Linked DNA regions of Homo sapiens: region 1 is linked to region 2. The links are chromatin loops, found by intact Hi-C in ENCODE. Cell type or tissue: GM12878. All regions are shown on one strand. Links, peaks and the distances in the headings refer to the core of each region. The heading gives the core; the rest is flanking DNA. Region 1 overlaps SYNE1 (spectrin repeat containing nuclear envelope protein 1). Region 2 has its middle 100 kb from the start of ESR1.

What was found. A loop is a pair of places that touch in the nucleus more often than their neighbours do. Peaks named below come from ENCODE experiments on the same cell type or tissue, not always from the same donor. Only the 100,000 strongest peaks of a DNase experiment are listed, where the experiment ranks them.
Region 1: it touches region 2 in a loop (5-fold over the local background); 1 of 110 quality-filtered maps calls a loop at or near these places.

Annotation. Positions count from the first base shown.
Region 1 is chr6:152,168,191-152,173,575 of GRCh38, forward strand. The region is part of intron 130 of SYNE1 (spectrin repeat containing nuclear envelope protein 1); the gene reads right to left. Among named protein-coding and RNA genes, the nearest start is that of SYNE1-AS1, 210 kb to the right of the region's middle. RefSeq lists a silencer at 2,931-3,131. In GM12878, for the core only: no CTCF peak of the experiment used is centred there; a DNase peak (open chromatin) is centred at 3,081; H3K4me3 peaks cover 832 bases; H3K27ac peaks cover 1,467 bases.
Region 2 is chr6:151,700,005-151,705,389 of GRCh38, forward strand. It overlaps a transcript of ESR1 not described here. Among named protein-coding and RNA genes, the nearest start is that of ESR1, 100 kb to the right of the region's middle. In GM12878, for the core only: no CTCF peak of the experiment used is centred there; a DNase peak (open chromatin) is centred at 3,083.

The sequences.
Region 1 (5,385 bases), core at 211-5,210, 470 kb after region 2:
TCCGCCACCACCATGAAGCTTCCACTTGCAAAAGTTAGACTCTGCAGAGCAAAAAGCTATATCCTGCGTGGGGATGAAAGTTTCCCCTTGTCTGTGTATAGAAGTATGAAAATGCTCACTGTAGACAAATGTTGGTAGTCTCTGCCCGATAACATGACACTGGGCAGTGACAAGTGGTCATGTTTCTAAATAAAACCTACATTCATTAACATGTGCCAGGCTTGATCTCCTGGAATGTAGGCCACGAGTGTAAGAAGGGGAAAAAGCTCAGTGTAATCTGTAAGGAGGAGGAAGCTACAGGTCTAAAGAAAGGACAGCAAAAACAACATCGGCTGCACACACTCTGCTGTTCTGTAAGGACAGTCAACTTTTCTTGCGGGCAGTTTGTTATGCTGGGAAAGCTATTTAAAGAAAACAAATCATCCCACTGCAAACAAACAAAATGTCCACAAACACAGCAAATGGTAGTAGCAAAAGGAGTAACTTCCTTCTTTTTTGGGTTCAGTATGCCAGCTCGGTAGTGTATGCAAGAGTTTTAGGGGTTGTTTGCGAAGGTGGGAAAGTACATGCTCTTTATCTTTGAGTAGACTATTTGGGGAGGAAAAATAAGGAAGAAATATTATTCTCCCTTACATATGCAAAACTTTTGTCCTTTAAAAATAATCATGTAGATGACAAAAATAACATTTTCATTTTAAGACAATTAAAAAAATAACTATATTCATTTGCTCAGGGGGTCTTCAGGTAACTCTTTTTCTTTTGTGAATTTCAAGAGTTTCCAAACTTTCTGCACTAAGCAGATGATAATTTAATAATTTATACTTTTAAAGAAAATAAGTCCCCAAATTATTAATTCCTATAATTCAATAAAATATGATTAATGCTGGATGCTTTACATCCTTTAGGGGATTAAAAACTACACACAAATAAATAATAAATATTAAATAAATAATGAAAATTTGCTAAGTTCTTTCCAAAAAGGACTACATGATGATTTGTAACTAAAATAAAACAAAGCATCTGGTTCTGGTCATGTGAGTTGACTGTTTTTAAAACAGAACACTACAGGAAACACATTTTCTTAATAAAAGAAATACATTGGTGGCTCACGCCTGTAATCCCAGCACTTTGGGAGGCTGAGGTTGGTGGATCACAAGGTCAGGAGATCAAGACCATCCTGGCTAACACTGTGAAACCCTGTCTCTACTAAAAATACAAAAAATTAGCTGGGCGTGGTGGCGGGCACCTGTAGTCCCAGCTACTCGGGAGGCTGAGGCAGGAGAATGGCGTGAACCTGGGAGGCAGAGCTTGCAGTGAGCTGAGATGGCGCCACTGCACTCCAGCCTGGGTGACAGAGCGAGACTCCATCTCAAAAAAAAAAAAAAAAAAAAAGGAAATACACCTGCCAGCCTGGGTTACAAAGTGACACCTCATCTCAAAAAAAAAAAAAAAAAAAAATCAAAAGATTATCCAGGCACAGTGGCATGCATCTGTAGTCCCAGGTAATGAAGTGGGAGGAAGACTGCTTGAGCCCAGGAGGCTGAGGCTGCAGTGAGCCATTACTGCACCAGTGCACTACAGCCTGGGTGACAGCGCAAACCCAATCTCAAAAAAAAAAATAAAAAATTAAAGAAAACTGCATTTTATATAAGAAATAAATTCTAGAAAACATAGTACTTAAAGATATTGTACTGTGAATTCTTTTATAAAACAATCATTCTTCTTATATTAATGTATTTTTAGTAATCAGAAATGAAAATATTTTAAACTTTGATTAAAGAAATATATTGGTTATGAATCTACCACTATAGGCAACTTTGTTTTTTTCTTGATTATGACTAACATTTTAAAAAACCTGAAGTCTTCAAAACATTTTATTGTCATAATTTCCTTAGTTTAATTTCTTTTACCTTATTTAGTTTACCTCATGGAGTTAAAAAATTTGAAATTTTTTTCATGCTTATTATTGTTAGCATAATATATGTATTCCAATGAACTAAATATGAGACAAGGCAAAGCTCTAAAGATACAATTATTCAAAGAGCAAAAATGGCAATGTTCATTGATACAGAAAATCCTAGATAAGTTGTGGTATATTTATACTATGGAATACTCTGCAGGTTTCTAAAAGAATGAGACTGGCATAGACATTGTTTTATAGTAAACACAGTCCTTTCCCTTGCATTTTCTCATTGGAGATGTGGCAGTTAGTTTCATTAACACTTTGAAAATGAGCAACTTGAGGCTCAGAGAAGTTACTCAGTAAGACCTGGGCCACACAGCAGGAACCAGGTGGACTAAACTCAGGCCTCTTGATTAGTTCTGTGCTGTTTCTGTGCTCATCGCATCAATGCATTCCTGATCCTTACCAGGCACCTTCCGACTCAAACACCCTTAGGTAATACCAGCCGTGAATTCCAAGAATTTCATTTCCTTTGACCTCCAACGTGGGTAGAACACCCTTTAAACTGAAAGTCCTCCTGAGGGCAGCTGCTAGGAACTTCACAAAGCCTTGCTTGCACTGCATATGTGTTTTACCTCCACAGCCTTTGAACTCCCTCTGGGATGAGAGCTGACCTCTATTGAACATATTCTATGCTTAGCGGTTGATATGGTTTAGCTGTGTCACTACCCAAATCTCATCTTGACTTGTAGCTCCCACAATTCCTATGCGTTGTGGAAGGGACCCGATGGGAGATAATTGAGTCATGGGGGTGGTTTCCCCCAGACTGTTCTTGTGGTAGCGAATAAATCTCATGAGATCTGATGATTTTATAAGGGGTTTCCCCTTTTGCCTGGCTTTCATTCTCTCCTGTCTGCCACCATGTAAGATGTGCCTTTCGCCTTCCACCATAATTGTGAGGCCTCCCCAGCCATGTGGAACTGTGAGTCCATTAAACATGTTTTTCTTTATAAATCACCCAGTCTCGAGTTGTCTTTATCAGCAGCATGAAAATGGACTAATACAGTGGTAAACCACTAATCATTCTTCTGAGCTAGCTACTATTATGATTCTCATTTTATACATGTGGTAACCGAGGTGCTGAGAAGATAAGCAAGTTGGTGAAGCAGAATCACGCTATGACTCAGGCAGCTGAAGCCCGAAGCCAATGCTTTGCTTTGTGTATGCTTTCATTTGTGTGCGTACGTTTTCCACCCTATGGTTTAGATTTGAGAAACTCAGCAAATACGGGAGTGACTGCTATGTGCAAAGAACAAGGTCAGGGGCTGGGACTACTATGGTGATCAAGGTTAGATACACTTACATTTTAGCAGAGAAAACAGGCTTAAAATGACTGATCACACAAGATTTCACATAGTTCAGGGAAATGCTATGAAGGAGAAGCCTACTGAGCCCGTAAGAAGAATCTGATCTAATCTGGAGAGAAGGAAAAACAGGAAGAACCAATCAGGAGCTGGCCAGGCCAGGGGCAGGCAGGAGAATGCCCAGGAAGAGAGAATAGAAAGGAAGAGGCCCTGCAGTGAGGAACGCTTGTGTACTTGCATTATGACACTTATTTGGTTAGGGACCATTTTCTTTCTCATCTTTATATCCCTAGAGCAGGCCACCTGTTTTGGTAAACAAAATTTTGTGGGAGCACTGCCATGGTTTTCTATTTACAGATTTTTCTATGGCTGCTTTCACTCTATAATAACACGCTAATAGCAACAGAGACTATTTGGCCCACAAAACTAAAAATATTTACTATCTGGTCCTCTACAGAAAACATTTGCCAACCTCTGCCCTATAGCAAGAAGCATAGTACTTCATATATAGTAGGCGTTCAATCATTTTAAAAAATTACTTGTTTTTACTCTACTTCTACAAAATGTTGAGGCAATTATAATAAATATAGAGATTAAAAACAACCAGTCACAAAAGGCCACATATTATATGACCTATGTATATGAACTATTCAGAACAGGTAAACATGTAGAAACAGAAAGTAGATTAGTAGTTTCCCAGGGCTGGGAGAAGTGGGGAAGGAAGAGGAGGGAAGAAAAGAGTGACGGCTAATGGGTAACTGTTTTTATTTGGGACTGACGAAAGTGTTTTAAAATTGATTGGAGTAATAGATGCATAGCTTTATAAATATACTAAAATCACTGAATTACATGCTTTAGATAGATGAGTTATACGGCATGTGGATTATATCCCCAAAAAAGCTGCTATTGAGAAAAACAAAAAGATAACAGCCAAATAACTAAAGGATGCTTTTGCCTTGGTGATGGGGATTTAGGTTTAGCCGAGAGAAAAAGAATTTTCTCTATTAGAAGGTCCAGTTACCCACTTCCCTGCCCCCAAATCATCACAACAGAGTGCGCAAGTTGAATTTGACCTTCCTAGATGCTAAGATGAGAAATGTTACTAATTCGTTGTCTGTGATAAGAAACATTGAAGAATTAATACTAAAAAGACAGATTTCCTTTTAGTCCTGAGCTCTAGAGAAATTGCTATGTGGATTTTCTGCACTGGATTCATTGACAAAACGAGAGCCAGTATTCTTAAAGGCAGTTTTACAGAAATTAGAGTGATGCGTCACCAATGACAGCTTCTTATGTTGACTTTTAAAAAAAGCCAAGGGCTCAGAGGTACTTTAATTATCTAGGCCACTGCTGAACAACAGAACTTTCTGAGATGATAAAAATGTTCTGCATTGTACAGGGTCCAATAAGGTAGCCACTAGCCTCATGGGGTTATTGACCACTTAAAATGTGGCCAGTGCAACTGACCATAATTAAAATTAAGGAGTAATTTAATTTTATTCCATTTCAGTTAATTTAAATATTCTGTAATTTAAATAGCCATCCGTAGCTAGTGACTGCTGTATTACATACAGCAGATCTAGAAAGTATGGAAAGGACACTAGAACATTATTCACTGAGTCCTAAAAGTAACTGAGCAACTTTTGTTGCCCTAAAAAATTGACAATGCTTGACAACACAATTTAAAAACTCAATGCAAAGCACATCTATTTTGTACTCAGAGTAATCTAAACTAATCTGATGGTGATGTCAAGTTGACTCTAAATTATGCGTTCTATTTTTATGTATGTAATAGATTTGTTATCAGTAAATCTTTTTCTTTTCTTTTTTGTTGCTTCTGTGATTGAATATTAAAGACACAGTTCATGTTTCTATTAGCTGAGATGTTCACCTAAAAATACTATCATCTTCAAAAATAACCTCTCCATTCCCACAAGAGCACCAATACAGGACAGAAATGTCGAAAGGCATACACTGGGTTATATTTTGCTTTAGTGCATCAGCGCTGGAAGAGGCAAGAGTGGTGAATGGACTGAATCATAGAAACCTAATACTTCAGCTGGCAGTTCACAGTTGAGGATGGGTGTGGGAAACATGCATCCAATCTGTGCACTAACG
Region 2 (5,385 bases), core at 276-5,275:
AGTCCAAATTTACTGAATAACAGCCAATTCCTTACTTCATGTGGTTATTTAGAGCGAGACTAGAGGACAAGTGAAAAAAAAAAAAAAGAGTTCATTCCTAAGGTTGTTGCATGTTTGTGCAAAATTTCTTCAAATCTCTGTTATTATCTGTTACATGTCTAATTCTGAGTACTTCCAGAGATTGCATTTCATTACTTTAGATTAGTGGGTTGAAGTGGTGGAGGAAGCCCATATAATCTGACTTACATGGAGAAAACAAGTCTTTTTTTATAGTTTAGTTGAGTGTTATATTTAATTAGCCTTTTTTTCCCTCCATAATGCATGCTTATGAATTTTCCACTTAAAATTCTGAGGCTCTGACCTTTATCATTTCCTCATGGAGCAATTTCTGTACCTCCTTAACTTTAGTAGAACATAGCAATGAAATATACAAGTCCCCTAGAATAGAATTTGTGTGAATTTGGTTTTCTAAAAACACAACTACCAAAGTCTGAGGACCAGTGTGGTATTTTTTTCTTCTATTTGATATGGAAACCATAAACTACTTACTTTGAGCAGATGTTTCCCAGTCCTAAAATACAGCTATCAGTCCACTGGCCCCTATAAATCTGTTGGAGTGCACCTGCTAATTCTGAAGCCTCCCTAATACAATGTTAAACTTTCCTTTTTTTTTTTTTTTTTTTTTTGAGAAAAAAATTGTAAATTAGGTTCACTGTTGCTTGGAATTAGGAAAAAATAAAAACACAGGCATACTAATATTTCAGATGGAAAAACAAAGTTAAGAATTCAACAAGTTTTTTTCCCCCACTCTATCATGTCTTGCACATTTAAAGCTGTTATACAACATTTTAAAAACAAACCAAAAAAACCCAGGGCCTTTTTCCAACAGCTTAGGCTGATGACCCACAGTAAAAAAGTGCCCCATGGGATATTCTTAAAGCACCCCAAGGGAGTCTATTGAAATAACTTAAAGTAAAAATTCAGAAGAATTTTACATGTAATTAAAAATTAAGAACGTTGTTTTATAAGCAATAGGGAAAAGCTGTATTAAGTTGCATTGCTCAATTTCTCACTTGCTCTGTGCAGTGACTGCTTTTTCAACCATGTAACAACGTCTGAATCTTCGTGGTAAAATCATACCTATCACAGCCACAGCAGGTTTTGTTCTGCTGCTGCACATGTGATTTGAGATACTGTGGGCTGGGAGTTTTTTTTTTTTTAATTTCTAATGGCAAAATGGATCTATAGAAATGGAAGTCATCTGTAATCTCAGCACTTTGAGAGGCTGAGGTGGGTGGATCACCGGAGGTCAGGAATTGGAGACCAGCCCAGCCAACATGGTGAAACCCATCTCTACTAAAAAGATAAAAAATTAGCTGGCGGGCGTGGTGGTGTGCGCCTGTAGTCCCAGCTACTTGGGAGGCTGAGGCAGAAGAAATGCTTGAACCCAGGAGGTGGAGGTTGCAGTGAGCCGAGACCGCACCGTTGCACTCCAATCTGGGTGGCAAGAGCGACACTACATCTCAAAAAAAAAAAAAAAAAAAAAAAGAAGAAGAAGAAATGGAAGTCATCCCGTGGGCCTGAGTTGGTGTAGTGGATTATGGCCTGTGCGTGAATGAAGAAATACTTGCCAATGGCATCAGTGGTAACTAGCTTAAGCCCTACTCAGCTTTGTAAAATAATGTAATCAAGGAATTTGATCTGAACAGGTAAGCCAAACATTGATTCTTCAGTGCCTATTGATAAGTGAGACTACTTTTCTTTTTAACAGCCTTATTTCACTTAAGTGGGGAGTCAAACTAGCTTTAATTAAGGAAATCTGTAGAAATCACCCACATCTCCCTTTCCTTCTCTGTTAAAAAAACAAAAGGAAGAAGAAAACTAGGAAGGAGTAAGCACAAAGATCTCTTCACATTCTCCGGGACTGCGGTACCAAATATCAGCACAGCACTTCTTGAAAAAGGATGTAGATTTTAATCTGAACTTTGAACCATCACTGAGGTATGTGTGAACATACTAGTTTCCTCTTTCTCTCTCCTGACTTTGTCCGTGAATTGATAAGATCTAATTTGGTCATCAGTTTGGAGAACGATTTTTCATTTAATTTCTTTCATTATCAAGTGTGTATTGTCAGGGGCTTAGCAGTACACCTACTATCTGATGGGCACTCTACATGCGTTGCTTAGGTTGAAATTAAGGATACAATCTGTGCACTACCACCATTTAAAAAAATCCCCAAGTCTACTGTGTGGGTGAGGTTTCTTTGCATAGTATCAGAGAGGTTAACCAATTTATTTACATACTCAATAGTCCACTCTAAGTAGGGAAAATCCAAGCTTTTTTTTTCTTAAGAAAGAGCTTTTCATTCTTTTTTCCCTCAGAGCTTTACCATAGTTTCCAGCAAGTGAAAACATTTCTTGATTTGAATTTCACAACCTCCTTCTCCTCTTGCCAGTTGTATGGTGCTAATAGGAAGCAAAATGTGAGTGTGCTTTTAATTTAACCCTAAAATAGGGGAATATCTTCAGAATTTAGACTTTACATATTCAGTGACCTACCTAAAAATAGAGACATAGTTCTAACCTTCTCAATCATTAAGAAACATTTCTATTGAATTTAATTATTCAAAACAACAGGTAGCAGTTTCACAAGGGAAAAGACAAGCCATGCCACTTGTATTTGTGGTCACCAAGTAATTACATTATTTTTTATTTAAAATTAAGATAAAATAACTTACTGACTGTCAAGTCCATTTCTCATTTCCTCCATAGAACATTTTAAAACTAGTTCACAAACCTCTTGAAAAGTCATGCCTCTAGAAAGTGCAAATTGTCACCATTGCCTAGAAGCCAACTTGAGAGGCTGTGTATCTATGCAGCATTTTGCAAATCCAGTAGCAGGCATGTGATATAAAAGATTAAATGCACCCCTGATTTGTGAATACTATCCTAGCCTTCAAAATGTTCAAAAGCACAGGAAGTCTGCACTTTTAAAAATATAACCTGCCCAAATTGCAAGGGAGGGGTTGGGTGTAGGACCTAGGTCTGTCTGCCAATCAGCTTGAGATGCCAGTGGACGAAACCTGACTTCACTAAAAACCAGACTGGCAAATATTACTCAGCGTGGTAATTTCCTAATTGTAGAACTGGCCTGTTTGGTGAAGTATTTCAGGAAAATTTTTAGCTGGACCTTTTCTACCCTACTGCATAAGAAATGAAGGTTTCTAGGCAAAGACTTTACTTAGTGACTAACCAAAAATGGTAAATAAAGTCACCACTTCCAGGCTTAGCTACTGTCCTCAAAACAGCTGCAGGACTGGTCAGGCCAGTCTTCTGAGGCTGGAGGTGCATGTGGAACCCCCAGAGCCTTGTCTGCAAGGGCATGGCTGACTGCAGGCTGTTTAGAAGCACCCCGCCCCGTGAAACTCCTCTGGCTTAGGAATTTTAAACAGTTCTAGTTCTAATCTCTCTGCTCAGAGTCTGAGCAGCTGTGAATGAGCTCTCCTGTGAATCACAGAAATGTTAATGGGTGAGCTGCTCTAGCTTCTTACTTCCAAGTGGAAGGCGCCTGTAGCTCTTTGCCAGCTTGATGCAGTGAGTTTGATTCCTCTTTTGGGCAGCAGGGAGAGATAATGAAGGAGGGGGAAAAAAGATTTTAATATAGAAACGAGTCTTCCATCTGGCTGAGGCTGAACAAAGTAGAAGAACCAGTGCAAGTCACTGGGGGTATGGATCTCATACCATTTTCAGCATATACCTCCCTTTCTCTCTTTTTGATTCTACACATGTCAGTCCCTGAGTAGTCTTGCATTGCTTTCCCCACTTTGAAGTCTTAGATCCAAAACTTTGATTCCAGAAAGGTCTAAGGTGCTGTTGCTGAGATTTTGAAAGAGACCTGAGACAAACTGTTGGGATTCTAGACGCTATTGCGCATCTGCCTGGGTAACTGTGTCACTTAGGTTGGGTCACCAGAATAATTCTCCTCCATTTTTGCTGCCTTTCCAATTTATAAACAACACAGAACATCAGTGGTTCTCCCATAATCAAATATATTTGGCTCTATTAATATTAAAATTTGATCTTGAGTAGAAAGATTCTAAGGGCTAAAAAATAAAAGATGTAAAATGTATGTTGATAGGTTAGTGTAGAAGCCACCCATGGGGTTGCCCCCACTCCCACTCTTTCATATTTTTTTTAAGAAACAACACTCAAGTTACAAAGTCGATTCTTTTTTTGTTTTGTTTTATTTGAGACTGAGTCTCACTCTGTCACCACCCAGGCTGGAGTGCAGTGGTGCGATCTTGGCTCACTGCAACCTCTGCCTCCCCGGTTCAAGCGATTTTTCCTGCCTCAGCCTCCCAAGTAGCTGGGATTACAGGTGCCCGCCACCACACCCAGCTAATTTTTGTATTTTTAGTAGAGATAGAGACAGGGTTTCACTATGTTTCACCATGTTGACCAGGCTGGTCTTGAACTCCTGACCTCAGGTGATCCACCCGCCTCAGCCTCCCAAAGTGTTGGGATTACAGGCGTGAGCCAACGCCCCTGGCCACAAAAGTCAATTCTTAACTTAAAACATAAAAGTTCCATTTCTTTTATGGTCTACTTAGTCATGTCTGGAGTCAGTGAGCTCAGTCAAGTAGTTTGCAGAATGACAGTTGTGATACCTATTCATTTACCCACCAGATTATTTTCTGCTCTCCATGGCACTTTATAGAAAACAGTTTATTCGGTCATTACAACAGCTCTAGGAGGGGGTTTCATTAAACCCACTTTCTAGGAAAGCGAACTAAGGCTTAGAAAAATCAAGTAATTTGCTAAAGACTACCCAGCTGGCAATGATATGACAGGACATGAACTTAGGACAATAACTCAAGGTCTTGGTCCCTGTAAATATGGGTTTCCAGGTTATGTATGCAGGCAGAGGGCTTAGATCCTGAAGTTTCCTTCAGAAACTTCAGGATCTAAGCCCTCTATATAGGAGCAGTATAAAAAGGAAGGATCTCTTCCCATAGGGAGCTTGTCATCCATTGAATGAGGAACTCAGACTTCCACTGTGAAATGATATTTGTATCCCCATTGTGTGCGAGATATGGGGACTCTGATCATCATAAGAGCACATTTTTCCTGCCTATAAATGATACTTAATAGAGCTGACAGATTATATATATCTGGAACACTTTTACCTAGCAGAAAGACAACAGGCTAGGATTAGCTGACTAATAATTTTATTTATCAAGCTCAATTCCCATGCTGACTTCTCTTCCTCTAGTGAAAATGTGTCATCAGATTTGGTCCCAAACTGGAGAGGTGAAAGGATCCTTTGACCAGTATAATAGCCATGCCATCAGTTTTGCTTTCCTAATTAAGTTTTATATGGGTTAAT